2 separate regions of the Homo sapiens genome follow, and region 1 is linked to region 2. Evidence: chromatin loops called from intact Hi-C (ENCODE). Cell type or tissue: psoas muscle. All regions are shown on one strand. Each heading gives the region's core, and the rest is flanking DNA. Links, peaks and the distances in the headings are about the cores only.

Evidence for each region. A loop is a pair of places that touch in the nucleus more often than their neighbours do. Peaks named below come from ENCODE experiments on the same cell type or tissue, not always from the same donor. Only the 100,000 strongest peaks of a DNase experiment are listed, where the experiment ranks them.
Region 1: it touches region 2 in a loop (2.8-fold over the local background); 16 of 110 quality-filtered maps call a loop at or near these places.

What each region holds. Positions count from the first base shown.
Region 1 is chr2:119,277,582-119,292,549 of GRCh38, reverse strand. It overlaps a transcript of C2orf76 not described here. Among named protein-coding and RNA genes, the nearest start is that of STEAP3-AS1, 36 kb to the right of the region's middle. RefSeq lists an enhancer at 1-500. In psoas muscle, for the core only: no CTCF peak of the experiment used is centred there; DNase peaks (open chromatin) are centred at 8,309 and 9,229; H3K4me3 peaks cover 353 bases; H3K27ac peaks cover 2,554 bases.
Region 2 is chr2:119,227,001-119,241,968 of GRCh38, reverse strand. STEAP3 (STEAP3 metalloreductase) reads right to left here. Exons shown (of 6, transcript NM_182915.3): 2 at 10,935-11,349. The coding sequence starts at 10,956. Among named protein-coding and RNA genes, the nearest start is that of STEAP3, 11 kb to the right of the region's middle. RefSeq lists enhancers at 854-1,370, 1,371-1,887, 8,831-9,030 and a silencer at 7,260-7,309. In psoas muscle, for the core only: a CTCF peak has its summit at 7,227 (motif pointing left); a DNase peak (open chromatin) is centred at 8,068; H3K4me3 peaks cover 844 bases; H3K27ac peaks cover 7,712 bases.

The DNA.
Region 1 (14,968 bases), core at 4,148-12,147, 49 kb before region 2:
GAGTTGAGGAAATGAGATGAAAACCTGTGTTGAAAGTTAGTTTGTTTTTGTCGGTCTGACTCGGGTCACTGCTGCACTTGCATTTTCATGCGGCTGACAGTTCTTTTCTGCCGCTAGGGCTCTGCGTATGCCCGGAGGCGGTCCTGAGCCTCCTGTGAGGGCTTTTTTACCAGCTGGAAAAAAAACAAAACAAAACTCAAACGCTGTGGTGGTTAGTCACAATAGGCAAGATAAGTGTCCTAGATTGTCATTTGTTTCTGTTTGAACTGTTCCCTGGAAAACTAAGTAGAAAACTGAACAGTGGATTGTACAACTGTACAAATTAAGGCAGAATTTTTTTCCCCACTTGCCTTAAAGCAAAGTTGCTTGTTTTAAAAGTGACCTAGAAGTGAACTTGTGGTGACATTTAAAATTATACAAATTGGAAAAGGCAAATGGTGCACTTTTGCATATATTGGAATCATTTGTCTTTCTGTGTTTGCTTTAGGCAAGCATGAGTGGGAAGAGAGAGCTCCGCTTGGACATAGGCAGCCCGGGGTTGGAAGAACACAGGCATTGTTGCTAGCTTGGAGGTGTGACCTTGGGTGAGCTGCTTGGCCTCTCCAGGTCTCAGTTTCTGGCTCTGTTAAGTGGGGATGATAACACTGACCTTCCAGAATTTCTCTGTGACTTTGTTAAGGTGACCTAGCTCGGTGCCTGACTAAACATATTGTTTTGGGGAATAATTTCTGTTACACTGCTATTTTACAAAGAAATACTACTAATCCCATCGCGCAGAGAGAACATTTAGACACTGAATAGGAGGTTGTCCCCCATGAGTGCTAGGCAGTGGAGCCAGGCCTCTTCCTACAAGGCAGGGGTGTCCGGCTGCTGCCCGTTCTCCCCCTCCACCTGTCAGCTCCAACCACACCACCCAGCAGTGTTCTTGGACCCAGGGAAGGACTCGTTTTTTATTTTCCAAGAACCTTCTCTTCCCATTTCATTTCCCGAGGTGCCTTGCCCTTGGATTCAGCCAGCCCTGAGCACATTACCTGTCACATGTTTCCCTGACATATCCCCTTTCTTCTGGTTGCAATTTTCCCCAATTAGGAGTAATGGGCTCATTAACAACAGCCGGCACTTTAAATTTCCTTTCTATAAGGATAAAGCCGTCCCTTTCACTATTCTCTGGCTGTAACTTGCTTCAGGTGGGATGGGGTGGAGTGAGGTGGTAGAATGAATGGATACACAGCTTGTTCAAGGAAATAGAATCTCTGGGAAGAAAAATCTTGCAAAGGCAGGTTTTGTAGTTAGAATATTCTAGATACCTGCCAGGCACCAGCCGATTAATGCCCAGCCGTTCATCTTTACATCTTGCCGAGCAGCTTCTCCTCGGTATGACACCTTTCCTGCCATATTAGCAGAGCCTCGTTACGCGGAGAAGTCCAGGCTGCAGGTCAGGTGGAGTGGCTCTGCACTTGTCCGCCTTTGCCTACCCTTCAGCCACCAGGTGGCAGCAGAGTCTGTCTGGGCCTGGGAACTGATGAGGCCGAGCCGGTGTCAGTCATTTGTTAAGGACTGTGTTCAATAGGTTTGTCCCCCTGTAAGTCAGCCTTGGCGTCTGATAGCTGAAAGTCAAAGCCATCAGCTTGTAGATGGGGTGGCATGTTGTACTAGTGCTCAACAGCGACCATGCAATTGCTACTGCCTAAAATTTTATTTTTATTTTTATTATTTTTTTGAGGCGGAGTCTCACTCTGTCGCCCAGGCTGGAGTGCAGTGGCACGATCTCGGCTCACCGCAACCTCCGCCTCCCAGGTTCAAGCGAGTCTCCTGTCTCAGCCTCCTGAGTAGCTGGGATTACAAGCGTGCAATGCCACGCCAGGCTAATTTTTGTATTTTTAGTAGAGACAGGGTTTTGCCATGTTGGCCGGGTTGGTCTCGAACTCCTTACCTCAGGTGATCCACCCGCCTTCGCCTCCCAAAGTGCTGGCATTACAGGCATGAGCCACCACTCCCAGCCTAAAATTTTATTTTAAAAGTCAATGCTTAATTATTTCAAAGCCAATACCTAACTTTAGTCAGTTTTACCTCTATAGTCTTATTTCCTTCTTTTTCTTTTATACCACTCTATTTAATGATGGGCCATTTCTAAAAAGAAGACTAATAATGTGTCAACGCTTTGGAAAACGTCCCTGTATATTTGTTGAGGATTCCTTAAAGCTGAAGGTTGAAAGGTCGTGAGCCGGTTTCTATGGCTTCTGTGTTAAATGCTTCCTAGTACAACAATTGATAGGCAGCCTCCTCCATTTGGCCCAGGTGAGGTGCTTAAAAAATTCCTTCTCAAACCAATTGCAGGGAGACGTTCTTCTGCTTGGTGGAGGGGCTTGGAAGCTGTCCTTTAGCTTGGGCATATGTGAGCCTGTAAGCAGTGCCCAGAGCTTTGGGGTCAAATGGTGACTCCCATGCAGGGGCAGGGACGCAGGAATTACTTTGCAGAGGGAATGTCCCTCTTCCCTTCTGAAGACTGAATGTTCTCACACATAATTAGGCAATGCCAGTAACTCTTTGGATAGTGTACAAAACCCTATGTTTGTTTCTAGGTTATTTTAAAAATTAAGAAATCTCACTTTAAGGCAGCAGACAGAATAAAAACCAGTCTGCCCTGGTGCAGAGCGGTGCCTCTGTGGTCTCTCTTCCTGGCTTAGCTGGGTGTGGCTGACAGCAGAGAACTACTACCGGCAGAGGGCTGAGTTGGGGCTACGAGCGGGGCCTGAGACAAGGTCTAAAGTGGCAGGGTCTCTTTATAGCTCTGTGGACCCCCTTGGTGTCTAATTCCAGTCCCCAGTCCTGTCAAAGCCACCCTGCACTTTTTTTTTTTTTCTTGAGACGGAGTCTCACTCTGTCGCCAGGCTGGAGTGCAGTGGTACGATCTCGGCTCACTGCAACCTCCGCCTCCTGGGTTCAATCGATTCTCCTGCCTCAGCCTCCCAAGTAGCTGGGACTATAGGCGCGTGCCACCACGCCCAGCTAATTTTTGTATTTTTAGTAGAGATGAGGTTTCACCGTGTTGGCCAGGATGGTCTCGATCACTTGACCTCCTGATCTGCCCACGTCAGCCTCCCAAAGTGCTAGGATTACAGGCGTGAGCCACTGCGCCCGGCCACCCTGCGCTTTAATGCAGACACCACAGCTGGTAGACGCTTCCAGACTAAGATGTCAAGGAGACTTGGTTAAGTGCAAGATGGAACACAGAAGCTAAACCACAGGAGAGTAGAATCTTAAGAAGGCTGATTTGAGGCAGAGTACAGTATGTCCCTACCTTCTGGCTGCATGAGACCTCCTGACATAGCGCACATTCTGCAGCCTTAAGGCCCCCGTGTTTGCTAGAAATGCGTTGGGACCTGCCTGCAAAGGTCCTGGTAACTGGCCTTCCTCGGGCTCCAAGTCAAAGGGACAGAGTAGTTTCTAGAGCCAGCAATTCTCTCTGTATTCTCTCTTCCTCTCTTTCCAACATGTTGGCTTTTTCAGTGTCTTGGCCCAGGGTTGCTTATACACTTGAAAGTAGAGCAGCTTGAAGACAGATTATTTCGGTTTTCCCTGAAAGCCTTCGAGAGTCAGGGAAATTTTGCTAGAAGGCTTGAGGTGTAAGAGAGGGAGAGGAGGCTGGGGGCTGGAGTGACTCACCAAGGCTGAGGGGATGGAGCTTGTGGGTTCTACCATTGCCACGTGTCTTGTTCTGGGGAGGTGACTTGTCCTCAGAGGGGAATAGCTGACCCTAAGCAGGTGAGTGCCTCCTCTCCAGTCTCTGGCCTGAGCAAGGCCTGCGGCTTCCAGGTTCTGAGGGTGAGTGTCTAGCTTCTGGTGGATGGTGCTTTCTGCCAGTGTCGGGGTTGGAGCTTTCTCTGCTCTTACAATTCCACCCTTCCATCCACTTCCCGCCTTCAAAACTTGGATCAACTCTCTTGTCCTCGATGTCCTCTCTCTGGGTCTCTTTGTCTTCATGAGTTTATGTTTGTATTATCCCCTTACTCCCATCTTAATGGGGTTTTCAGAGGAGATGATGTAAATGAATAATCAGCCTCTCATGTTTAACTTTGGAAATCTGCTTGCTTGCTCTCTCCCTTACTTTTTTAAAATTGAAGTATACTGTAATCCCAGCACTTTGGGAGGCTGAGGTGGGTGGATCACGAGGTCAGGAGATAGAGACCACGGTGAAACCCCGTCTCTACTAAAAATACAAAAAATTAGCTGGGCGCAGTGGCAGGCGCCTGTAGTCCGAGCTACTCGGGAGGCTGAGGCAGGAGAATGGCGGGAACCCGGAAGGCGGAGCTTGCAGTGAGCCGAGATGGCGTCACTGCACTCCAGCCTGGGCGACAGAGTGAGACTCTGTCTCAAAAAAAAAAAAAAAATTGAAGTATAATTTACAGATGGTGAAATGCAAAGATCTTAGATATGCAGTTCTTTGGGTTTTGACAAGTGCACGACCCACATCTAAGTCAAGATGCAGAACATGCCCACCACCCCCAAAACCTCCTTTGTGCCATCACAGTCCCCTCTCTGCCCCTCTGTCATCACCCACCACTGCCCTCTGTCATCAGCCACTACTGCTGTGATTTCTGTCACCATAGGTAAATTTGGGCCTTCATTTTTGAATATTTGAGGGTAATGTATATGGTCCAAATCACTCTCCCAACACAACCAACTAACTGAAGACCAACTCTAATATTATAAGAAATTGGAATTTAAGTAAGAACAATGCCATTTTATTTTAAACACACACAGTTGCGTCCAAATCTAACCTCTTCCTTCAGGAGTAAGGAGAGAAGATGTGTTGTCTTCTAGAATTTCCTTCATAACCAGAACTTCATGTCAGTTAAAAATTTCTGCCATGAAAAAAAACTCAAGGAATCAAGAAAGAGCCTCAATGTCTTCGAACAAATATCACGTCTCCTCAGATCTTCCATGTCATATTCCCCTTTGTTGTTCTCAACAAAAACAGAGACTTCCCATCTTAAAAATGTATATGTGATGTCTTATTAAAAAAAAAAACATGTTATTAGCCCTGCTTTCAAATAACCCTCTAAAGTTGTATACTTGAGGGCAGAGGCCCTTGTGGTGGGGTTGTGGGAGAGGGTCTCGGGCGGTGTGTATGTATGTACATGGGAACCTGTGATGGTGAGCTGGTGGGGACTGAGGTGTGATAGTTGCCTGGTTTCTGGCTGGTAGGCACTTCCATTATGTGGATATTGCATATGTGACAAAAGCCATATTTCAAAATTTCAAGTATTTTTCCAGCAAGGTCCAGCAAGCTCTGCAGGACAAGCCATCAGAAGCGAGACTGAGCCAGGCATAAAACAGCCAGCATTTATCAAGTGCTTGCCCTGTCAGGCCTCACTAAAGCACTTTGCAGATATTTACTCACTACTGCTCACAACCCCTGTGAGGTAGGTACTAGTTATCTGCATCTTACAGATGGGGAAGGGGCACTTGGAGGTAAAGTGACCTGCCCGAGGTTTCCCAGCTCCTAAGTGATGGAGCCTGCCAGAACCAACCATCAGGAGGGACTTCGCAGGTGAAAGAAGGTTCTTCTGCTCACTGGGGGTACTAAGAAGAAATTCCTAGTCCATAGCTGGAGCAAGTGAAACCCTTCTTTGCCTTTCACTACTTGCTGATACCTCCTCAACAGAAGTCAGCTCAGAATTGCTGGAATGAACATCTCATGAGAACGGCCTCCCCTTCCCTTCCCACCGCCATTGCCCTGCTTTGGGCCTCATCATTTCTCATCCTGACCGCAGAGACACTCTCCCGTCTGGTGTCCTTCCCTGCAGACTCTCATCCACCGAGTCCAGCCTTCATGCCGCTGCCAGAGTGATCTTTTAAAAATGCAAGTCTGACTGCTGTATCCCTCCCTGTTCAGAACCATCGGATGGGTCCTTGTTTCCTTCCGAATCACGAGCACACTCTGGCATGGTGTAGTGGGGCTTCTTTGGTTTGATCTCTGGCTACATCTCCAGCTTCTCCTCCAGCTATGGAATTTGGCACCTCCTCCTGTCTCCCCCAGCTCTCCCCTGTCCCCTTACCCTGTTCTCTCTGGGCACACCATGCTGCCACTTTCTCAGACTTCCCACTCTGGTCTCTGAATGTTCCACCAGACTAGCATTCATCCTGGGAGGCACAACCAAGGACCATCTTGTCCTTAAGGTCCTTTCCATCCCACCTTCCCAGCACTTCACAGCCAGGAGACTGGTCCCTGCTCTCCTTTTCATCCTGCTGTGTGCTGGCCAGTCCTCTGGAGCACTGATCACACACTGTGGCCTTGCTTTTTTTTTTTTTTTTTTTTTTTGAGATGGAGTCCTGCTCTGTCACCAGGCTGGAGTGCGGCGGCATGATCTTGGCTCACTGCAGCCTCTGCCTCCTGGGTTCAAGCAATTCTCCTGTCTTAGCCTCCCAAGTAGCTGGGACTACAGGTGCCCACCACTATGCCCAGCTAATTTTTGTATTTTTAGTAGAGATGGGGTTTCACCATGTTGGCCAGGATGGTCTCGATCTCTTGACCTCGTGATCCGCCCGCCTTGGCCTCCCAAAGTGCTGGGATTACAGGCGTGAGCCACTGTGCCTGGCCGGCCTTGCTTTTTTATATACTGACCTTCCCCAAACGATGTGGCTCTCCCTGAGGTTGAAGATCAGGCTTACTCTTGCATCTCCATGGCCTGCACACACTGGGAGTTGATAAATGCAAGGGTCTGTTATTTCTGCATGAATGAATGGATTCACTTTCCTTGCTATACCATATACTCTTCTAAAAGTTACCAGGCTTTCTGGAACTTATATTAAGAAATTCAGATACCAGCAATAATATCCAGGTAACTCAGCCTCTGCCCAAATTGCTTGATGAGATTACCTGTGTCTCAGCACTAGGACCACAATTTTGGTTTCTTTTCCATTTTCTCCATGCCCTGACACAGTGTTGGATATCCACTACCTGTTTAAAATATATGTGCTGATTTGAGTTGGTCAGGTGTTGGGGGTGGGATACGACAGAGAAAATGGGGTCCCAGCTACTGAGGACGCAACACATGAACAGGGAAACGGGACAGATCCTCTTGGGAAAAAGCCCCACTGGGGCCAATTCCGGGGCCTTTTCCTCCACAGCCCGCAGAGATGCCTGTGCACTTCCCCCAAGAAGCTCCTCCAAGTTACGTGACCCTGATGAAGGTCTTCCTTCACCATATGATTTGTTACAGGAAAAATAAGGAAGGAATTTGGAAGCAGTTAAGGTCACTTTGTGCCGAGACTATCGCACTATATCATGTTAAATAAAATGTCAGGTGATAGTTATTGAGTCATTCTTTTCTAATGGTTTTATGCACAGTAGATAATTTTATTATCTACATATGATTTGGATTTGAATAAATTATCAGATTGTTAAGAATTTAATAAGAATATGTAAATACATTTGTATTCCCTATTTAAGTCAACCTAAGAATGAAATGATGAGAATAATGGTATTTTGTGAGGATGGTGGGGGCTTTTTGGTAGATGACCTCCTCTGATCTCCGCCACAATCCTGGAACACAGATATTACATCCCCTTCTTACAAATGAGAAAACTGAAGCTCAGACAGGTTAATTTGCCTAAGGTCTCCCATCCCAGAATACGGGTTCAAATTTTAGAGGTTTTTCACCTTATGCTACCTATAGATATTCAAATCTTAATTTATTCACATGAAATGATGGGTTAAATCGTTTACAAAATTATCAACCATAAGATTCTGTTGACAAATACCCATGAAATATTTACTTTTAAAAATGTCCTGTCCATGCATATGAATTTCAGTTTTAAACATGAAAAGTATTTTAGCTTTTAGGTTGCAAAAAAAAAAAAAACCAAAATCCCAAAACAACCCACCCACTATATGGAGAGTATACAAAATGAACACAGGCTGATGATGTACATCAGTGTTTCCGTATAGTAACAGGAAACCTGGAACGGTATTTTTGGGGTGGAGGTAATTTGGTAATGTATGCCCAGATAAAAATTATGCAAGCCCGGTGATCCACTGAGGCCTCTTGGGGGCTCTATGGGTGCAGTGACAGGGACGCAGGAGTGCAGGGAGGGGCTCTGGGTTGCCAGAGACCTGCTGTGGAGAAGTTTTCTGCCCTCAATAAGCCCTACAACTGTACACAGTTTGGTTTGAGTCCTATTTTCATCATCCGCAAAATTAGCCTACTTATGCCTTTGTGGTGTGTCAGCATTGAATATTGGGGTGTCGGCCAAGTGCTTAGCCAGGAGCCTGTCTGCGGCATGGCTCAGCCAGGCGGGATGTGACATTCCCTCGTGGTCAGTGAGGCATGCTGTCCTGGCTATGACGATTGGGAGGATGTGAAACTGAAGCTGGGTGCTGGCGAATCATGGAGGCAGCTGGGAACCTCAGTGTCTCAGGCTCAGTTCCTCAGCTGGGAATGAGAAAAGGGTGTGGCTTAGGAGAGGGGTAAGCCTGATGTCTAAAACCGCTTTCCTCTCATGGGTGAGCAAGTTGAAAAGCCAGATTCTACCAGGGAGGTGGCACAGGACGCCTTGGCTGTGCTCCCGGATGTGTGGGGCTGTTTCATCACACAGTTGCATGGGACTTGCTTGTGTGCTCAACTTTCCGGGATGTCCTGAGACTGGACTTTCCAGTTTCCAAGATTCAGTCCCATTGTCAAAGCCTAATATCTGATTTTTTGATTTGATTATATGGTGTAGAGAAGTGGAAAAATCCTCAAGTTTGGGTCATTAAACATTGTAAAATAGGGCCAGGTGCAGTGGCTCACACCTGTAATCCAAGCACTTTGGGAGGCTGAGGCGGTTGGATCATTTGAGGTCAGGAGTTCAAGACCAGGCTGGCCAACATGGTGAAACCCCATCTCTACTAAAAATACAAAAATTAGCTGGGCGTGGTGGTGGGCGCCTGTAATCTCAGCTACTCCAGAGGCTGGGGCAGGAGAATCGCTTGAACTCAGGAGGCAGAGGCTGCAGTGAGCCAAGATGGCGCCACTGCACTCCAGCCTGGGCAACAGGGCCAGACTCCCTCTCAAGAAAAAAACAAAAACAAAAACAAAAAAACCAAAAGAACCATTGTAAAATAGAAATGGATATGGGGAAGAGAGAGGGGGAGAAGGCAAAGCAGGAAGGAGGAGGCAGGAAGGGCAGAGCTGGCACCAAGGCAGGCCCTGGGCTGGATGCCCAGGAGTGTGGGCAGAGGGGGTGCAGCACTGAGAGGCGGACTGGAAGCTTCCATTGCCAAGCTCATGACAAAGAATGGGAGGCAGGGAGGAGGCCCACAGATCTTGCTGAGTGCTAAGCGCCTGCACCCCTGCCCCGAGCTACACCTTGGTGCCACTGTTGACAGTCAGCCCAAAGCCTCCAGGGAGATGTTCACCAGTGTCTCTCAGGGACTTGGGCTTCCTTCCCACCAAGGAAGAGGGAGAGAGACTAGGGCTGCCCTCCACTGTGAAGGACCCTGCTAATTATTCATGACATCCCCGCAGAGTGGCTGGACTGCCACAGCTTCCCCTGTGCCCATCCTCAAAGACAGCCTCAGAAGTGGACATCCGTCTTTCAGGAGGGGCTTAGAGGAGCTCTCCCAAGGACGAGCATGTTGTTTCCCCCCGCAGCCTTGAGTTTTGAAGAGTGAAGCGGGGGTGGTTAGTGATTCTAGGTTTAATGCTTCCACCCGATTGCCCATTTCATCACACTCCTCAGTATTATGACATTTGGATTATTTTTTAATCTTCTCTTCCCCTTTTTGTTGTTCTGCTGTTGAACCGATTATGCAGAACTGTGTGTTGATGTCTCTGTGGCACCTTCCCTCCAGGGATGCAGCTCTGTTTTCCAAACACCCCGCTTAATCCTCTTAGGAGGGAGGATGCACCGGGGTGCTCACCCTGTCCGTCAGGGCCGGCAGAGACGGACGCTTTACAGGTGTTTGTTAACCTGGACCATGCTGGACGGGAGGCTTGGAGGCACCAAGATGCCAAATCTCTTACCCATCCCTCCAGCCAGGCGTCTCAAGTGGCTAAAGAATAAATGCATGAAAATTAAGAGCCAGCTCTGCCTGCGAAAGAGAACAGGAGCAAGCTGGCTGTTGGCTGTCATCTGGAGTCACCTACTGGGAAGTGCCGAATCACCCCAGACCAAGGACAGGAAGGAGGCTTGGTGAGTGACAGTCCCACCCTGGCAGCGCCATGAACAGCAGTTCAAAGTGAAAACAGACTCCCTGCATCAGAGCCGACCTATTGGTATAAGAGATTTCACTTGCAGCCCAGCGGCGTTTGTGATAAATAGATCCACATAGGATTGCCTGGTTTCATTTTTCATGTATGTGGGCTTCTCGGGACACCTCTCACTTTCCCAACTTTTTATATCTTTTTTTTTTTCTTTGAGACGGAGTCTGGCTCTGTTGCCCAGGCTGGAGTGCAATGGCATGATCTCGGCTCCCTGCAACCTCCACCTCCTGGATTCAAGTGATTCTCCTGCCTCAGCCTCCCGAGTAGCTGGGATTGCAGGCGTCCACCACCACACCTGGCTACCAATTTTTATATCTTAATGGCCTTTCCAGAACTTTCCAGAACATGTACAACATGCTCCTAGTGGGCCTGGGGATGGTTGAGGGTGGGTAGCGCAGTAAGACAGTTACTGTTACTTCAGTTTTCTTTCAGGTCTTCTGGTTGAGTGAGGAAGAGGTTTCAGTTTGGTGATGGCAACGTCCTTAAGACTTCACTTGCTTCCCTCTCTCTGTTCTTTTGAGAGCGGGTCTCCACCAAGCATTTTAGCAGGTAAAAAATCTAGCTAGAATTTAATCATATTATTTTGTTTTTATTTATTTTGAGGTTGTAACTGCTTTAAGGTCTTATAGCCAGTAATAACGGTTTCCTATTCATGTTAGGATGTTTATTTAGCAAACGCTTATATAGCACTTACTCTGTGGAAGATCTGTTTTAAATACCTTAAAAAGAGAAACTGTTTTTTCTCTCTCTGTCATTCTCATTCTCTCTCTCTCTCTCTTTTTATTTTCTTTGTGGTAGGGTCTCACTCTGTCACCCCAGGCTGGAGTGCAGTGGCAGGATGGCAGCTCACTGCAGCCTCGACCACCCTGGCTCAAGCTATCCTCCCACCTCAGCCTAAGAGAAACTCTTGGAACGGAAAACCAAATACCACATATCCTCAGTTATAAGTGGGAGCTAAATGATGAGAACACGTGGACACAAAGAGGGGAACAGCAGACACCGAGGCCTACTTGAGGGTGGAAGTTGGGAGGAGGGAGAGGAGCAGAAAAGATAACTTTTGGGTACTGGGCTTAATACCCGGGTGATGAAATAATCTGTACAACAAACCCCCATGAGATGAGTTTTCCTGTGTAACACCGAACCTAAAATAAAAGCTAAAAATAAAATTAAGTTAAAAGAGAAGCTGTCATTTTTCTCATAACCTAATTACAAACCTATGTGGTAAGAACTATAATCACCCTCATTTTATAGCTGGGGAAACTGAGGCAAGAGGAGGTTAAATCGGGTTAGGAAGTAGTAGAAGTGGTGCTGAAACCCTGGCAGTGTGGCTCCAGATTTTGTGTTCCTTTTTTTTTTTTTACCATTTTTTTTTAGAGATAGCGTCTTGCTGTCAGCCAGGCCGGAGTGCTGTGGTGCAATCATGGCTCACTGCAGCCTTGACCTCCTGGACTCAAGTGATCCTCTCAACTCAGCCTCCTGAGAAGCTGGAACTACAGTTGTGCACTACCAGCTTGAGTAATATTTTAAAAAAATTTTTTGTAGAGATGGGGTCTCACTATGTTGCCCAAGCTGGTCTTGAACCCCTGGACTCCAGTGATCCTCCTGCCTCCCGGATTCCTGTGATTACAGGCCTGAGTCCCCATGTCTGGCCTGGATTTTGTGTTTTTAACCTCTGTGCTATGCTGCCTCTCCATAGGGAACATTAAAAATTAATGTTTTCAGGCCGGGCGCCGTGGCTCACGCATGTAATCCTAGCACTTTGGGAGGCCAAGGCAGGTGGATCACCTGAGGTCTGGAGTTCGAGATCAGTCTGGCCAACATGGTGAAACCCCATCTCTACTAAAAATACAAAAATTAGCCAGGTGTGGTGGTGGGCGCCTGTAATTCCAGCTACTCCAGAGGCTGAGGCAGGAGAATCGCTTGAACCCGGGAGGTGGAGTTTGCAGTGAGCTGAGATCGCACCATTGCACTCCAGCTTGGGAGACAGAGCGAGACTCCGTCTCCAAACAAACAAACAAACAAACAAACAAACAAACATTTTCAGGGAAAACAAGTGAGTAGATTTGAAGGAAACGTTGATATAAAGAAATGAGGTCCAAGCCTGGGTGGAAATGGCAGATATGGTGGAGGTGAACGGAAATGGATGCAGCGGCTGGCCACACTGGCAGATACAAGGAAGAAGGAGCTAGTGGATTAAGCACTTACTTGACCTCAGACACGGCACACTCCTCAACAGGGTCTCTGGAGCCTCAGCTAAACATTCCCGCGGGTTGATTCTGTAGTAGAGATACCTTGCCGGAACAGATGTATTTGTAGTAATACACACATGCACACACATATACTGCTGCTTTTGCTATTAGGTACCAGTCCTTTCCTTTCACCTTGGTGTCAGCCATAGGGTGGTTTTCAGCTCTGCTCAGAGATAAGCTGAGGAACTCCTCCAGGCCCTACGGATGGGGGTGGTGCTGGGCAGGGAGTCAAGGCCAGGCTACTCCTGAGGCCAAGCAAGGTCTTAACCAAGTATTGAAAAGTGACCTCAGGCCAGGTGCAGTGGCGCAGGCCTGTAATCCCAGCACTTTGGGAGGCCCAGGCAGGCGGATCACCTGAGGTCAGGAATTTGAGACCAGCCTGGCTAACATGGAGAAACCCCGTCTCTACTAAAAATACAAAAATCAGCCAGGCATGGTGGTGGGCACCTATAATCCCAGCTACTCAGGAGGCTGAGGCAGGAGAATCACTTGGACCTGGGAGGTGGAGGTTGCAGTGAGCTGAGATTGTGCCACTGCACTCCAGCCTGGGTGACAAGAGTGAGACTTTGTCTCAAAAAAAAAAAAAAAAAAAAAAAAGAGAAAAGTGACCTCAGTCTTCCTACTCAAAAAGGAAAGTGCTAGGTTCAAACATGACTGGACCATGATTCTCAAACTTCAGGGTTTACATAATGAAGAATTTAAATCTTAGAGATTGATTTGGATTTGGCAGCTCTTTATTTTACTAAGTATGGACATTAAAAACCAAACCACAGTTCCCTAAACAAAGTCCGACCACTGTCTATCATCACTATCAATACGTAAATGAAAGGAGATCCTAACACAGAAACATAGGGAGGAAATAAACTCCGAATAACCCGTGTGCGTGTGCATGTTTGCATGCATGTGCATATCACATTGCTTAAGATGATGAAAACTTCTCTGGGGAACAACATTGGCAGTATTGGGAACCACCGGCCTGGAGTGCCTGTCTGCTGTTTTTGCTGTCTCCTGTTGGCTGCCTTAACTATCTTAATTTAAAAATTACCTCCCTCAAGTCATACCAACAAGGTATTTCCTGGTTATCCTGAAATGGAAGGTCCTGATTATGGATTGTCCTGGCTCTTACTCTCTGCAGATTTTTTTTTTTTTACTTTAAATTCTGGGATACATGTGTAGAATGTGCAGGTTTATAGGTATACATGTGCCATGGTGGTTTGCCGCATCTATCAACCTGTCATCTGGGTTTTAAGCCCTGCATTCACTAGGTATTCATCCTAATGCTCTCCCTCCCCTTGCCCCCAACTCCTGACAGGCCCCAGTGTGTGATGTTCCCCTCCCTGTGTCCATGTGTTCTCATTGTTCAGCTCCCACTTATGAGTGAGAACATGTGGTGTTTGGTTTTCTGCTTTTGCGTTAGTTTACTGAGGATAATGGCTTCCAGCTTCATCCATGTCCCTGCAAAGGACATGGACTCATTCTTTTTCATGGCTGCATAGTATCCCATGGTGTATATGTGCCACATTTTCTTTATCCAGTGTATCATTGATGGACCTTTGGGTTGGTTCCAAGTCTTTGCTATTGTAAATAGTGCTCTCTGCAGATTTGTAAAAAGCCATTTCCCACTTGGCCCCATCACCAGTGGCGTAGAAAGTCCCAGGAGGCTGTGAACTTTGAGAGGACAGCCATGGTGTCTGCTCACTGCCCTATCCTAGGACCTAGCACAGGGCCTGGCGTAGGGCGGGCACACAATACCTATTTGTTGCATAACTGAATGAATGAACAGATGAATTGCTGATGAAAAAGAGAATTCAATTTTTAATTTGTATTCTTAGTGTGCAGATCTGATAAAGTCTTCATATAAAACACATTTGTGAATCATGAAACATGATAATCAAAAGTATACTGTGAACCTACCACACGACCTAGGAAGAAAACTTGGGTCTAGCTCCCCTATCCCATGCTCCTTGCTTCCCTAGAAATAAAAACCAGCTTGAATTTTGGGTTTATCATTCCCCTGCTTTTTTAAAGAATAGTTTTAAAAATCACGGGTCTACTTATTCCTAAACAATATTGTTTAATTTTTGCTGATTTCTGAGCATTATAAAAATGTTATCGTGGTATACAGTCTATCCTAAATTTTGCGTTTGCCAGCCTTGCTTCCTTAAAATATAGTTTCAAAAATCACATATGTATGTATTCCTAAATAATACACTGTTTCATTTTTGCTTGGTTTCTAAGGCTTATAAAAATGGTATCATATAGCATGTAGGTTTTTGATACTTGTTTTTTTCCCTGTCCATAATCATGTCTCTAAGTTTCACTGGAAGAATAGGTAATTTATTTTCATTGCTGAATAACAGGCCATCATCTGAATAGCACAATTTATTCATGCCCTCCTGTCAATGGAGTTTGGGGCAATTATGAACAATACTGAAATCAACACTCTTTTAAACAAATTTAGTTGCTAAA
Region 2 (14,968 bases), core at 2,895-10,894:
GGGGGCAGCCGAAGGGGAAGCCAGGACGGCTTCACGCAGACATGCATCTGAGGATCCCTGAAAAACCTCGAATGATTTACCTCGAAACAAAACTGAACCAGCCCAAAGTGAAGCAAGGCGAGAAGATCCAGATTTTGAGTCCTATTTTTGTTGAACCCCAGACCTAATCACAGGTGGGAAGGGATTGCCAGGGCTGGGCCTTGAGGGTGTTGCTCAGAACCTGACTTGGCATCTGCTCCCTTCCAGGGAGCTGATATGGAGGCCGCTGCAGCCGAGGGGAGCTGGTCCCACGTCTGCCCCTAACTGGCGCTGGGACATAGGAGGTCCCTGGGCCTCTCTGGGTGGCTTCTCTAACAGGAGCTGCTGCACCAGCTCAGCTCCAAGCCCCTTTCATCCCCAGCAGTCTAGGGTGCTATGAAAAGTCCTAGACTTATGGTCCTAAGGGTCCCTGCTTTTCAGCGGTAGGATAAATGCAAACTAAACGTTAAGCACCTCCAAAGCTTCTCTTGCCACCAAAATGCAGTCTGCAACAGGAAAATGCCAGGTTGTAATGCTGCCTTGTACTGCTCCCTAGGCGGCCTCTTCCTTGACCTTTCTGATGTAGGGACGGAGCCACTTGGCTGGGAGGGGTCAGGCAGGTGGTTAAAGGCACGGGCTGTGGGTGGGGCTGCTGGGGAGAAATCATGGCCTCACATGCCAGTAGCTGGGTGCCTTTGGGTGAGTTACATAGCTCCTCTGTGCCTTAGTTCCCTCACCTTTAAAACGGGAACACTAATTATACCTCTCTAAAGACTGTTTGAGGATGAAATGAGTTAATATGTGTAAAAGCTCAGAGCTCATTTCTGACTGGTTGTGTGTGCACTTGTGTTTCCTAATCTTGTATGCATGTGTGTGTGTGTGTGCACGTGTCCTATTCTTGTGTGCATGTGTGTTGTGTGTACTCTTCTCTAACTTCTTCATGGACAGTGGCCACGTTCAATTCTTCTGCCCCCTCCTGATGCTCAGCATGAACCCTCCTGCTGAAGGCTGGCAGGGGTTGGGGGCAGGACAGGTGGTACATGTCTTGGAAGTCCCAGAGGCCTGTCCCTGCGGCCTGAGGTGAGGGTGTGACTAACCCTGTCTGGGCCCTGGCTCCCTGGGGGTTCTATTTATAGAACTGGAGAGGGAGCAGATGGGATCAGATTGCAGCTCTGTGGGCCGAGGCCTGTCTCCTGCCTGCAGACCTGCCTGCCTCTCCTCCCAAGCTGTGGACAGAACTGCCATGGAGGATCGGGTGTCCTGGTCCCCTCTGGGTCTCTGCCCAGGCTTGTCTGTCCCCTCCTTCTTCCCGGCAGGGCTACAGCCTGTGTTTATGGCTGGGAGCCACGCCTGGCCCATGGGCCTGCCTGCCAGCTCCTGTCTGCTCTTGCGCAGGCCACTAACAGTTGGCCACATGACATCCACAGCCCCATGGCCTCTTCTTCATGGACACCGATCACCTTTCAGACATGAGTGGCCAGGGCAGGCTGTGGCCACGGAGGGTTTGCTGTGAGGTCGGTATGGATTGAGGTGCTGGGGCCACTGGCAATCAGAGGCTGGCTGTGGCACCCTGCAGCCAGATGGAGTGGGGGCGGCCTGCAGGCCAAGAACGGGGTGCCTCGCACGCCTCCCATGTGGGGACTGACTGAGCAAAGAGAGAGAAAATAACCCAGTTCTTGTCCTCAAGCAGCCCACAGTTATCTTCAATTTTTTTAAATTTTTGTTTATTTATTAGTTATTTATTTATTGAGACGGAGTCTCGCTGTGTCGCCAGCCTGGAGTGCAGTGGCGCGATCTCGACTCACTGCAACCTCTGCCTCCCAGGTTCAAGCAATTCTCTTGTCTCAGACTTCTGAGTCTGAGTAGCTGGGACTACAGGCGCATGCTATCACGTCCAGCTACTTATTTTCAATTAAAAAAAATTTTTTTTGTCTGGTCAGTAAAATTACATTTAGGGGCACATGTTCCTATTACTGCTCTATTTCTTTATAAGTAAAATACATTCAAAATGTACACTTATGCAGCAGTGCCCTATAACGTTGTATGTGGTATAAGTAATATGTAAACAAATGTAGGTGCAAGGAGGCTCTGTATGTCCTCCCTAATCCCAGGGAATGAGCCTTAAGAAGCCCCAAGGAAGTGCACACACACCCTGGAGACCTTTGCCCCATGGGAGGGCCAGGCAGTGGACTAAAGTGTTTAAGGTCTCCTGACAAGGGTACTGACTTCGGACAGCGGGGACTGGGAGGATTCCTGCAGGAGGTGGGCCTGAGCCGAACTTTGACGAATTGAGAGTGAGCCCAAGAAAAGCGCTTCAGAAAGAGGGGCCTGCATTGAGCAAACGGGGCCCAAGATAGCCCAGAGTGCAAGGACCCATCAACAGTGCATGTCCCTGGGTGAACGAGTATGTGCCCACAGCCAGCACCAGGGCTCAGCAAGCCACAAGTGAAAACATAAATTCTTGCACACAGCCTGGCCAACATGGTGATACCCCATCTCTACTAAAAATACAAAAATTACCTGGGTGTGTTGGCACGTGCCTGTAATCCCAGCTACTCCGGAGGCTGAAGCAGGAGAATCGCTTGAACCTGGGAGGCGGAGGTTGCAGTGAGCCGAGATCGCGCCACTGCACTCCAGCCTGGGCGACAGAGTGAGACTCCGTCTCAAACAAACAAACAAAAACAAAAAAATTCTCGCACAGAACTCTTTTCTAGACTGAAAACGTGTAGAGAGGGAAAGAGGAAGGACCTGGATCTGGGGTCTACTCTGAGTATCTTCTCACTGGGAGGTACTGGACACGCCAGTCCTTTCTCTAACCTGTTTCATCAAGTGTAAAATGAAAATACCGATTTTCCCTCAAGGGCATGAAGTAGCCAAGGGCCATATACACCTGGGGCATTGCGCTGTGGCTGGGATGTTTCTGGGAGTTCTTCCCCTGTGGTCTTTTTCTCATGTGCTCGTTGTCCACCCCCCGCCCCCACTTCCCTGAGCTTTGGGAGGGCAAGATTGCTGTGTGTTGTTCCACATGCACCCAGAACCCCACACCATGCCTGGCACACTGTAGAGGTTCTGTGCATCTCTCTGCCTGACTGCACACACCACTGGAGCCTATGTAGCCTCTGGGGGCAGAAATCCTTCCAAAATGCAGTACAAAATCAGATCCTCATCCAGCACCCCAGGGATCACCCCAACCTGCCTGGGGTCCATCTTCAGTTTTCACAGAGCCTTTGTGTAAGCTCTGCCTCTTCTCTCATCCTCAGGACTTTGTGGGCGCTGTCTGTCTGCCTGCTCACCTCTTAAAGCCCCCCAGGTCCTGCTAATTCGCTGCTGACGAAATCGAAAGAGCACAGCATCGAGAAAGTGCAAAGCCAACTCAGAATGGAGAAAAGTTCAGGAAATCATATAACTGATAAGGGGACCTGTTTCTAAATATCTGAAGAACTCTTACACCTCGGTATTAAAAAGACAAACAACCTACATAAAGTGGGCAAAAGACTGGAAAAGACACTTCTCCAAAAAAGATATACAAATGCACATGAAAAGATGTTCAGCATCATTAGCCCTCAGGGAAATGCAAATGAAAACCACAATGAGATACCACTTCACACCCACTAGGATGGCTACAATGATATATTTTTTTAAAAGACAGGGAGGATGTGGAGAAATCAGAACCCTCCTACACTGCTGCTGGGATTGTAAAATGGTGCAGGCACCGTGGAGAACAGCCTGGGAATTCTTCAAAACGTTAAACAGTTTCTATATGACCCAGCAACTCCACTCCTAGCTATATATCCAAGAGAAGGAAGAATGTATATCCACACAAAAACATTTTCACCCATTATTCATAATACCCAAAAAGTGGAAACAATTCAAACGTCCATCAACTGAGGAATGGTTAAACAAAATGTGGCCTATCCATCCGGTGGATTAATATTCAGCCATAAAGAGAACTAAGTATGCATCCAACAGGGGTGAACCTTGAAAGCATTAAGGGAAAGAAGCCAATTACAAAAGGCCAGACATTACATAATTACACTTATATAAATGTCTAGAATAAACAAATCAATAGAGACAGAAAGTAGATTAGTGGTGGCCAGAATGGGGGATTTGGAGAAAATGGGGAGTGATCCTCACGGGTACACCATGCAACTCACCATTTGAATGGGTGAATTGCGTGGTGATGTGAGGCATAGCTCAGTAAGGTTATTTAAAAAGTTGTTACCTAAAATAAAAAAGGAAATTGAGGTATGGCAGACTGCTACTAGTGTGTGTAAACCAAGAGTAAACATGTTTTGGATGACAGCTTAAGCGCGCTCCATGAGCCTATGTCATTGGATGGATTTTGTAACACCAATGTTGGTGGCTGCTGTGGTTTGGAGGTTTGTCCCCCAAAAACCTCATGTTGAATTCTGATCTCCAATACTGGAGGTGCACCTAATAAGAGGTGTTTGGGTCATGGGGGTGGATTCCCTCCCTGGCTGGGGGGAGGGCAGAGGAGCAAGTAAGTTCCCTGTTAGTTCTCACTGTATTAGTTTCCTCGAGAGCAGCTTGTTAAAAAGAGCCTGCCACCTCCCTACCCTCTCTCTCTCTCTTACTTCCTCTCTCCCCAGGTGATCTCTGCACACATGGTGCACATGAAGAAATGGGGCTCAGGAAGGTGAAGTGACTTGCCCAGGCCACCAGCTAGCAAGTGGTCAGGTGGGATATGAATCCACTCCTCTGCTGGGCCCTTGCTGGCTGACCTTGCAGGTTACTAAGGTGACTGATCCTGAATAAATCCAGAGCATTCAAATGTTTGTCTTCCTTTTGAAAAACACCTTTTCTCTTTACAAATTCCCCAGCTTCAGGTATTCCTTTATAGCAACACAAAGACCACACTAGCACAGTGGCTCTGCAACCTTCTGAAGTTATGTCCTATTTGTTTTCCACATAATTGAGGTTCCTAAGCCCCGTGACCTCTGGACAAGTGAGGCTTATATAATCAGTACCATTACCTGTTGTTGTTGTAAAAATGGTGCCTTGGGCTAAACTGTTCTCTTGGCCTTTGCTCACACAGCTATTTCTCTGCCATCCATGCAAGCCATTCCAGGGCCCAGGGGATGATGTGTGTGTGCCAAGTGCTGGGGTCTGAGGTCCACCCCACCAGCTCCCAGGTCAGTGAACAGGGCAGATGTGTTCCAGGGGGAGTGGGGGAGGCACCGTCTGCTGCTCACCCACATGGCTGAGGGTTTATAGAAGGATGTGCAGGTGGAAACATGCACACAGCTGCAGATCTGCTAAGTGGGGCATTAGGTCCCTCTTCCTCCTAAAGTCATCCCTTCCCTAACCAGGCAGAGGATCATTTCAGCCCCTGGGATTCTCTAAATAACACAGCTGAAGCCACAATTGGTCACTGAGAGCTTCCCTAGCCAGGCCAGGCCACTCCCCACAATGCAGCCAACAGGACACGGGCTCAGCAAAACGTTAGAACACTCTGGATTTATTCAGGATCAGTCACCTTAGTAAACTGCAAGGTCAGCCAGCAAGGGCCCAGCAGAGGGATGGAATTTCATATCCCACCAGACCACTTGCTAGCTGGCGGCCCGGCCAAGTCACTTCACCTTCCTGAGCCCCATTTCCTCATCTGCACTATGGGCTGATGTTCCTCACCTTAATGAGGTGTGGCAAGGATTATATGAGACAAATAAAGTGCTACGCTCTGAGCCTGTTAAATTTACTCATTTTTAATTCTATTCCTCTCTAGGATATTTTGTAAATCTTTTTGTCTGGGTAAAGCAGAAATAGATGCACCCAAATCAATACACGGTGTTCTCTGCCTAATGGAAAAATTTACTTTAAAATCTTCTAAAAATGTGCTCTAAGATAATGGCCTGGAGGTACATGCCCATTTCTCCCCAAGACAATCGGAGGAAAAGACCTGCTACTATTTGGGACTTGGGAGTGGGAAGAAGAAGGGGGAAGAGCAGAGCAGAAGATCTGGGGTGGAGGGAAGAGTAGGAGGACCTGCTGCTCAGGGCCACAGCCCTGGTGGCTGGGCACTGGGGCACTGGGGTCGGCACTGGGCTCCTTGAGCCCTCTAGGGGATGCTGGTCCCAACATCTGGTTCCCTGCCGAGGACAGTCATGCCACTGGGGTCTCCAGGCCACTTACCCTTGCAAGGATCAAGCCTATACCAACTGCTCCTCTGCCTCCATGGCCCTCCAGAGCAATACGTCTCACTGGACAGTACTGTTTTCTTTCCTGTCTATCTTCTCCCCCACTCCAAGCTCCTCAAGGTGAGAACTAAGTAAAACTCACTTTTGCAAACCCCAGCACTTAGGACACATCAGGTCAAACTTGAGCTGCATCAGGGTCACCTGGAGGACTGATGAAAACATATTGCTGGGCTCCACATCCAGAATTGCTGGTGCTGCTGGTGTGGGGACCACACTTTGAAAACCACTGCAGTAGCTGCTCAGGAAAGGGCTGTGGACGGAGTCAATGAACTAACCACTCACTTGCATGCAAGAGCAACTCAGTTTTGACTTTTTTTTTCCCTGGGTCTTTACAGTTGGCCCAGCTCCCAGCCCACTTGGTCCAGAAAGTCCTCCCTGCTCACGGGGGCTTCGAGTATCCATGCTGTCTCTGAGCTCCTCTAGATCTTGAGGGTCACATGCATATGCTCTGTCCCTACGTACCCCTTGGCTGCCCAGAGCTGGGTCTCTCAGGTGAGAAGAAGGCAATCAGAGTCATTGTGGCATTGTTAGCTGAGTCAATAAAACAAACCCCATGGGGACCACTCCCTGGCTACATGTGGGTCATTAGGCCCACTGCAGGCTGGGGAGAGGAGCAGTTCTAGGGGACCATGAAGATCTTGGGGATCCAGGAGCCCCCTAACACCCTGACTGGGAGGATATTCCCAGAGGACAGAGTTTCCTGGCTGAGCAAGAATCCAGATGGCCTGCCTGCCATCCAGGAATCTCTCACTAGCATGCTTTGACAGCCCAGTCTGGGAGAACTGCTCACTGGGACAGTTCATTACTACCCATCGCCAGCGTATGGGAAGGATGATGGTCAGTGCTGGTTGGGAAGGGGAAGAGGAAAGCCCAACAGTCAGCACCAAGGCCAGGGGCTTGAAGCAGCGGAGGCGGGTGGGGCATGCTCAAGCCCTAGGGTCCCTATGCTGCACAACTTTAGGAGGTGCCATTTACATAGTAATCCCTGTGGAGAGTGCCCTCTGGAGGCGTGCAGTGCACAGTCTGTGCAGTTCTATGCAATAGTCCATCCTGCCAAACCTCCTCTGACAAATTCTCTTATTTGTTATTCCCAGAGTACCTGCTGTGTACCCAGCATGAAGCAAGGCGCCGGGGCCATGCAGGTGGCCAAAGATGACCTGCCCTTTTAAGGCTCTTAGGAGAAAGGCCAGCTACACAATGCAGGAAGAAGCAAAGTGCTGGAATGAGGGGATGACCGGGCGCTATGGAGCCAGGGAGGAGGGCTTTAGTTTGCCCAGGGAGGCCAGGGAGCTGGCTTGTGGGGGCAGCCAGCTCCCTATGGGCCAGTTAATCCAGCCAGGTTGGAGGCCATCAGGCAGTGGCAGCTGAATCTGCAGCCTCAGCGTCTGGAGCTGGGTGGTTTCTTGCTTTCCAGGGAGACCTGGAGCTGCACAAACCCTGGGACTGGTGGGTCTTGTGGGCTGTGGCTGCCCCCACCCCTCCCCTTGTTATGGCACAGGATTTGCTGAATCAGGGATGGGCCTCATCCCTGCTCCTGGGCAGGGTGAGCCGTGGGGTTAGGAAAGGGCAGAGTTAGCCAAGACACACAGAGGCAGCTCAGCATGTCTGCCATGGAGCTCGGCCTGCCTCACATCACCTGATTTTTGGGCTTAGGGATGCATGCCTTATCCTGGTTTGCCCAGCTGCTGCACTGCCTTTTTCTGGAAGCCTCGGAGGGGCCCTCCCCTGCCCCTCAGTGGCCTCTTTCTTTGGATTCCCAGGGATACTGGAAATCGGCCTCCACCCTCTAACCGCTCTGCATGGGAAGAGTCATGTAGCCACTTCTCAACCACCTGCCATGGGCCAGCTCCAACTTTTGCAAGAGCTCTGACTTTTGCAACAGCTTTGATGTTCGCCAGGGTCCCAAGAGCTCAAAAGTCTGGTCCAGGCAGCCCGGGGAGCAGCTCCTGGCCTCCACCTGGGCCTAGGACAGGGAGGACTTCACGCTCTGGGACTAACTCTGCACTTTTTGTCACATTAACATTGGCTGCACACACTGGTTCTCTTGTCTGTCACCTCATTGGATGGGGGCCAATAAAAAACTCATTTCTGTGCCTCTAACACCTACCGGGGCCTAGCACACAGTAAGTGCTCAATACATTTTTGTGGTTTGAATGATTTAAGGACTAGATTCTAAGGGGAGTATTTGTGAGTTGGGAGGGGAGTATTTGTGAGTCATAGCTGTTCTCCCCAGAACCTAGCTGGGGCTCTCTTGTACTCAGTGGTGATGAAATAATAATACTATGAGTTTCTAATCCCTTCTGCAGCTTGGTGACATTGTTAGACCTGGCCAAGCATTTCGCTATTTGATAAACTTAGTAACACTGAGGACTTATGCAAAGATGAATGTAAACACTGGAAATAAATATTAACAAAGAGACTGCTGCAGATCTGGTCAAAGTGAAAATCAAACACCAGATCTAAGGTGCATTGAGGTGCAGCCTGGTATGGGGGTACTCATGGAAGGAGGCTTCAGGGATGCTGAGTCAATGGCTTCAGGGTTTTTGGAGGCTCCTGGGCCAGGGCATGGCAACCATTTGGAGGGTTCTGCCCAGTCCCCATTAGGTGGGGGTGTCAGGGCAGGTGAGGCCCAGCTGCTGCCATTGGCAGATGTGCTGTCTCCTTGGCCCTTCCAAACCTGGGTCTGCCTGATCTATGTCTCTGGCCACTTCCCACCCAAAGCTCTTGCTTGCTTTCTGCTTAGGTTATAGGCTTAATCTTTTTGCCTGGGAAGTGCCTTCCCCGCAAGTAGCAAAATTCAACAGGAAGGCCCAGTGCCTTTACAAGGCAGAATTAATTTCCCTGCCTCTGGCCCCTTGGCTCTGCAGCACAGGTAACAGGATGCAACTAGCATACGGTGGTGTGTACTTTCCCTTAGAGGTCCCAGGGGTAGGTGGTGGGGGGCCCTACTCCCCACCATCTCGATCACCCTTCCCCACATGCTAATGTTAGTATTAAAACTAACACCCTTGGATATGAACAATCTACATCTCCCAGTCAGGTAAAGTGAATAACAGCTTCTGCAAAGTCTTTCCCATTTTATGGATCTGAAATTTACAATATAAGTCAAAAGCAGCGCACATTTTATGCAAATAAGAAGTTTTCAGGGAAGTCCCCCACCCTGTGACTGCCCCATGTAGAAACTCCGGGCCTCCCCTACAGCATGAATTCCGTCTTCCCCAACAGAGAGGAGCGGGGCAGGCACATCCCAGCACCTAACAAATGCCTGGCATGGGCACAGCTGCAATAACCAGGAGTCAAATGCAGAGAAGTGCCAGCGAGGCGAAGTCGGGGATCGTGCCTGTGGATGTGGGCACAGGGTTTGACCTGCAGAAGGCTATAATTCCTTCTACTTTGCAGAAGAGAAAACTGAGGCCCAGTCAGGTTAAAGGTCCTCCTCTGGGCCCCGAGTTGGCTCTTGCCTGCCCCGGATCCACTGTGCCCTGGGCCCATCCAGTCCCTGCATTCAAGCTGCCTCTGGGGTGGGGAGGGTCTGTGGCTCATTGCTCAGGATGTGAGTAACAGCCAGTCACCCAGTCAGCACCAGACTCTGGTGTCTTCTGCTTTCTTCTGCTTCAGTTTTCTGTCTCCTCACTGAGCTGCTCCAACTCATACTTTCCAGCCCCTCATTCTCAGGCTGTTTCTGCAAATCCAGGGCTGCCCCCTATCCTAGAACCCCTAGGCTTCATTCTTACTGGGCCTGGGGTCCAGGAAGCCCCACCTGATCCCAGGTCCCTTTTGCTATCCCACCCCTAGCCTCCCACAGCTGACCTGAGGGCAGAGAGGCCAGAGGATGCCAGTCTCAAATCATGGTTTAAAAGCTCACTTATAGCCACACACATCTAATTGGTAGATTTCTATTTTTCTCTGTGGGCATTTTCCCTTTCTGATGGACTCTTACAAACGTTTTACTGTTATATTTCTTGTAATACTGCCTGGAATCATTATTTAGACATCATTAAAAAATTATTATCTTTTTAAAAGGAAGGCTGAGAAGTTCCTACAAAAGAGAATACAGAAAACTCAAGCACACTCGAGCCAATCCCCGCAGAAATACACGTGCGCGCAAGTTTCGTCTGATGGAAAAGAGTTTACCGTCACACAACTGTGCAAAATAAAAGTGAATGAATAATTTAGAGAGCTTTTTACAAACAGCTAGATTTTCGAATCATTCCAGAAAAATCTGGTTCATTTACTTGCAGCAGCAGTTCCGTGCTAAACCAATGCAGAAATGGTTACCAATAAGAAAAATTTACAATTCCCAATGGGCCTGCATTCCACAGAAATGCATCATAAACATTAACATCCTTAAACACACACACACACACACACACACACACACACACACACACACGCAACTGTGTGTGATAAATCCTTGAACCCCTGAAATTTAAAAGCCTCCTGACTTAATAACCTGGACTCCCTTTCCTCCAAAGGGGGCCATGAAAACGTGCAGCTGATACATATTTCCCATTTCATACTGCACTTTTTGCAGCCTGTTCCAAGGCAGTACAGATCTCTGGGAGGTGTCGAGTTCCTCGGACCTCCTGGAGATTCAAGGGGCACCCTCCAGCAGGGCAGGGGTCAGGTGGTGAGGGAGCTGGTGGGAGGGGTTTGCACACGACCCATGCCCCCTTGGATCTGCGTCCTAGCCAGACTTACCAACAGCAGGCTGGTGCGACATCCGGCTGACGTGAGGGTCTGAGGCTCTCAGGTCACTCGACAGCCTCACCGTGAGGTGAGCCACCCTTTCTGGCTCAGTCTCCAACCAGGACAGCCTGGCTTTGGTTCTGACTCTCGGTTTCTCAGGAGGCGAGGGCCCTGCCAGGGTCTTGCACAGCCAGCTGCCTCCCGCAGCCTGCACGCCAGCTCTTGGCCACAGGGGCTGGACCGGGAGTGGTGACTGATGCTTGGTTGGAGAGTGCACTGAGAGAGCGCAGCTCTGGCCTGCTGCTTCCTGCTCGGGGAGGAAACCTCACGGGTGATAATTAGTGGCTCAGACTCAAGTCTCTTTGCTACAGGAACTGAGGTGGGACGACCAGTAGAACCCAGGATGCATAAAATGAATAAATGTCATCTAACGCGCGCACACACACGTGAGCGAGAGAGAGAAAGGGAGAGAGGCGTTTACTCTTCGGGATACAAAGGCAAACATAATGGCTGCAGAAAGTGGCAATTTATCAATTTCTGTGGGGGAAATTTATTGCAGTCACCATGGCTGCCACTGGCTTAGTGATAATGCTGTCAGCATTTGGTGCCCACAAAGGCTTCATTGTCATCTTTACTTGCTTGTCAGTGCTCACAGTGGGGAGAAAGACGGACAGACAGACAGACAGACAGACCCACAAACAGATGACAGCACTTGTCTCCAGGGCAAAGCATGGACGGGGGCTGAAGAAGACACAGGCATGTTTCTGCTGGCTGGGGATGGCTTTTCAGTGGACCTTGGAGGCCACACCGGCAGCCCAAAGGAGGCTGGAGGTTTGGAAGCTTTTGCATTGTTGAAGTGAATTATGTGCAAGCCCATTCTTAGGGATAAGTGTATTCTATTGTTTTCAACTTGTTTGGAACCTAGCGATCTTGGAATAGGGCACATCTAAGTATCCCGGGCATCTTTATCTCAAGCCCACATGCAGAACCTGTTTTTCAGATCCCTGAGCATCTGATAAACAGGTTCTGGGCAGGTTTCCCCTATCATCACCAAACACCAAGCCAAGGCCTCATTGTTCTCTGACTGCTGTGGCCCCCTGGGTCTCCTCTCTTCTACTGGAGTGAAAGCCCCTGTGGGCAGGGCTAGATTCCTGAATCTCCGCGGAGTCTAACACAGGCCTGTAGGCAGGGACTGACTTCCACTACCCCTCCTTCCAGTCCCTGCCCACTCCACCCCCCACCACAGCCAATGGCATTCTTTCCATCTCCAATCTTGACAACCTCCTGGCCCATCCCAATCCCCCTTCCTTAAAGATCCAGCCCAAGGCCTTGGGCACTTAAGGCACCTGCCATCTCCCCCAACGCCCACCCCTGACAATCTCTCCCGGCTTTGAATTCAGACAGGCAGCTGTGTTAGTTGGGGGACCTAGCTGGACAGAGATGTGTGTGAATTCCGGTCCAGCCATGTGCTAGCTGTGTGACGTTGGGTAGGTTGCTTTCCCTCTCTGTCCTGATGATTAAACAGTGAATATGAAACCCCTAAACACATGTCTTCCTTAGGACTGTTCTTGTGTGCACCTTTCCTTGCTCTGCTGTGGCCACTCACTGCACGTGGCCCCTCTGCCACTCTGGGTGCTCTATGGTCAGCTGAGGGAGGGACCTAAGTGCCCTCCACCCCTGCACATCCTCACAGCCCCTCACATCGCTCTCTGCTTAGGTGAACTAATAATACAAAAATTAGCTGGGTGTGGTGGAGCACACCTGTAATCCCAGCTGCTCGGGAGGCTGAGGCACGAGAATTGCTTGAAATTGGGAGGCAGAGGTTGCAGTGAGCCGAGATGGCACCACTGTACTCCAGCCTAGGTGGACACCTGTTGAGCCAGCAGGTGTCAGGCAGTGCTTTCAAATATTTGTGAACACCAGAATCGCCCGGGCAGTTTAAGTGGGTGGGTTTCTGGGCAGCCCCAGGCCCAGAGTCTCTACTTCAGTGTGTTGGTGTGGGGTGGATAGGACTCTATTTTCCTGTCAAAGCTGCTGGGGGGTCTCCAGATCTCTTTGGAGAAGCTGCACTGTGAGGAAACCGCACCTGAGGAAAGCAAACCTTTCTGTTGCTTTTGAGAGTACAGGAGCTGGAGAGTACGCGTTCCTGGAGGGCTCCAGGTCAGCTGTGACAGCTGCCCCCTGGGGTTCTCACTGAGACCTTGGCTCTACCCTGAGCTCCCTCAGCCTTGAGACTTCTCCTCCTCTCAGCACCCCCCACAAGCCATGCCAGATGTTAAAGGTCATGGGAGGGTAAGCGGCAGCCCCAATGGAACTCACACCAGCACAGGTGACACAAGGTTTCCAGCCTCCAGCCTTCAGATCTGGGAACACCAGGAGGGCAGGGCTTTCCCAGATGCCTGCCCCTCCACCCACCCATCACCCTGATTTCTGGCTGCTGGGCCCAGCACTGTCTTGCTTCCTTCCCTTCCAGTTCCAGGCACCACCTTCTTTCTGGCCAGTCCAGAGACATCTCCAAGGGCCAGAGGGTCATCTCCAGAGGGCCTGGTGTCACTTCCCGCAGCTGCTCTGGCCTTTCACCCAGGTTGGGGCGATTTGATGGACAGTGGTGGGTCCCCTCAAACTCCACTGCATTCAGCGTGCTACTGACTCATGTGCAGGCCTGGGCAGTCACCCAGAAAGCCCCCCTGGATGCCAGCAAGCCCACTGTGGCAATGGGCAGGCCAGACCTCACCTGGAGGGCCCAGCTCACAGCCACTGTATCCTCTAGCTGTGCACCCAGAGTTCACCTTCAGAGAGACACTTGCCCTGACTGGGGGTATACTGTTACTCTCTCAAGCCCACCAGGAAAATCACGCACCACTCCCCACAGCCTACTGGCCACCCCACCAGTCGGATGCTTATAGAAATGGGAAGCAGCCGGCTGTGGTGACTCACACCTGTAATCCCAGCACTTTGGGAGGCCGAGGCAGGTGGATCACCTGAGGTCAGGAGTTCAAAACCAGCCTGGCCAACATGGCAAAACCCCATCTCTACTAATAATACAAAAATTAGCTGGGTGTGGTGGAGCACACCTGTAATCCCAGCTGCTCAGGAGGCTGAAGCAGGAGAATTGCTTGAAATCGGGAGGCAGAGGTTGCAGTGAGCCAAGATGGCACCACTGCACTCCAACCTAGGTGACAGAGCGAGATTCTGTCTCCAAAAAATAAATAAATAAATAAATAAATAAATAAATACAAGAAATGGGAAGCTTGTTCCCTCACAGACCCCAGCATGCTGGCTTTGGGAGCCCTGCTGTCTACACATGAACCAAGACAGCTGACACCACAAAATAAAGCTTAGTGGGCCCATTCACCGACCCCAAATCTCTTTATATGTACCGAAGTCGGCTTTATAATCTTGGGGCAGTATTTTTTTAACGTGTTTAATAACAAGGCTTAAACATGTGATCTTTGCTGAACTCCCACCTGGCTCTCATTAAGCAGAAGGCAGAGATGGAGTAAGTCACAGCCTGATTGCGGAACAATCAGTGCTCACTTGTTGCCCACGCTGCCCGGTAACTGTGGGCATGCAGAAGACAGACTGACTGGGAAGAGTTGAGTATCGAACAATTCTCCGGTGACAGTGTTCTTACGGTGCTGAAGCAATGAACGCCTGGCCCATTCAGTGCAGGGCTCACGAGACCAGGCCACACCTGAAGAGGAACACACTCTGCCCCTGGGTTGAAGTGACAACGCAAGAGTTTGTGATCCACAAGCAGTCGCCCATCAGCCCTGATGGCAGGCACAGTGGTTGATCCCTCCAGCTCAGTGGGTGAGGGGAGCGGGTGTCTTTGGTTTTGCATCCTTGCTCACTCACATGAGCTATAGGTCCTGAGCCTTACTGCCACCGTGTCTCCTCACTCAGATTCGCAAGTACGCAGAGGGCACGGGTGTTTGTGGGGTGGTTGATGACAACAACACTCATCCTGCCAGAAGTGGGACTCAGCTGGTCTTAGAGTGCCTGGCTCAAAGTTAGTGCTCGGTAAGTGTTTGTTGAATGAATAA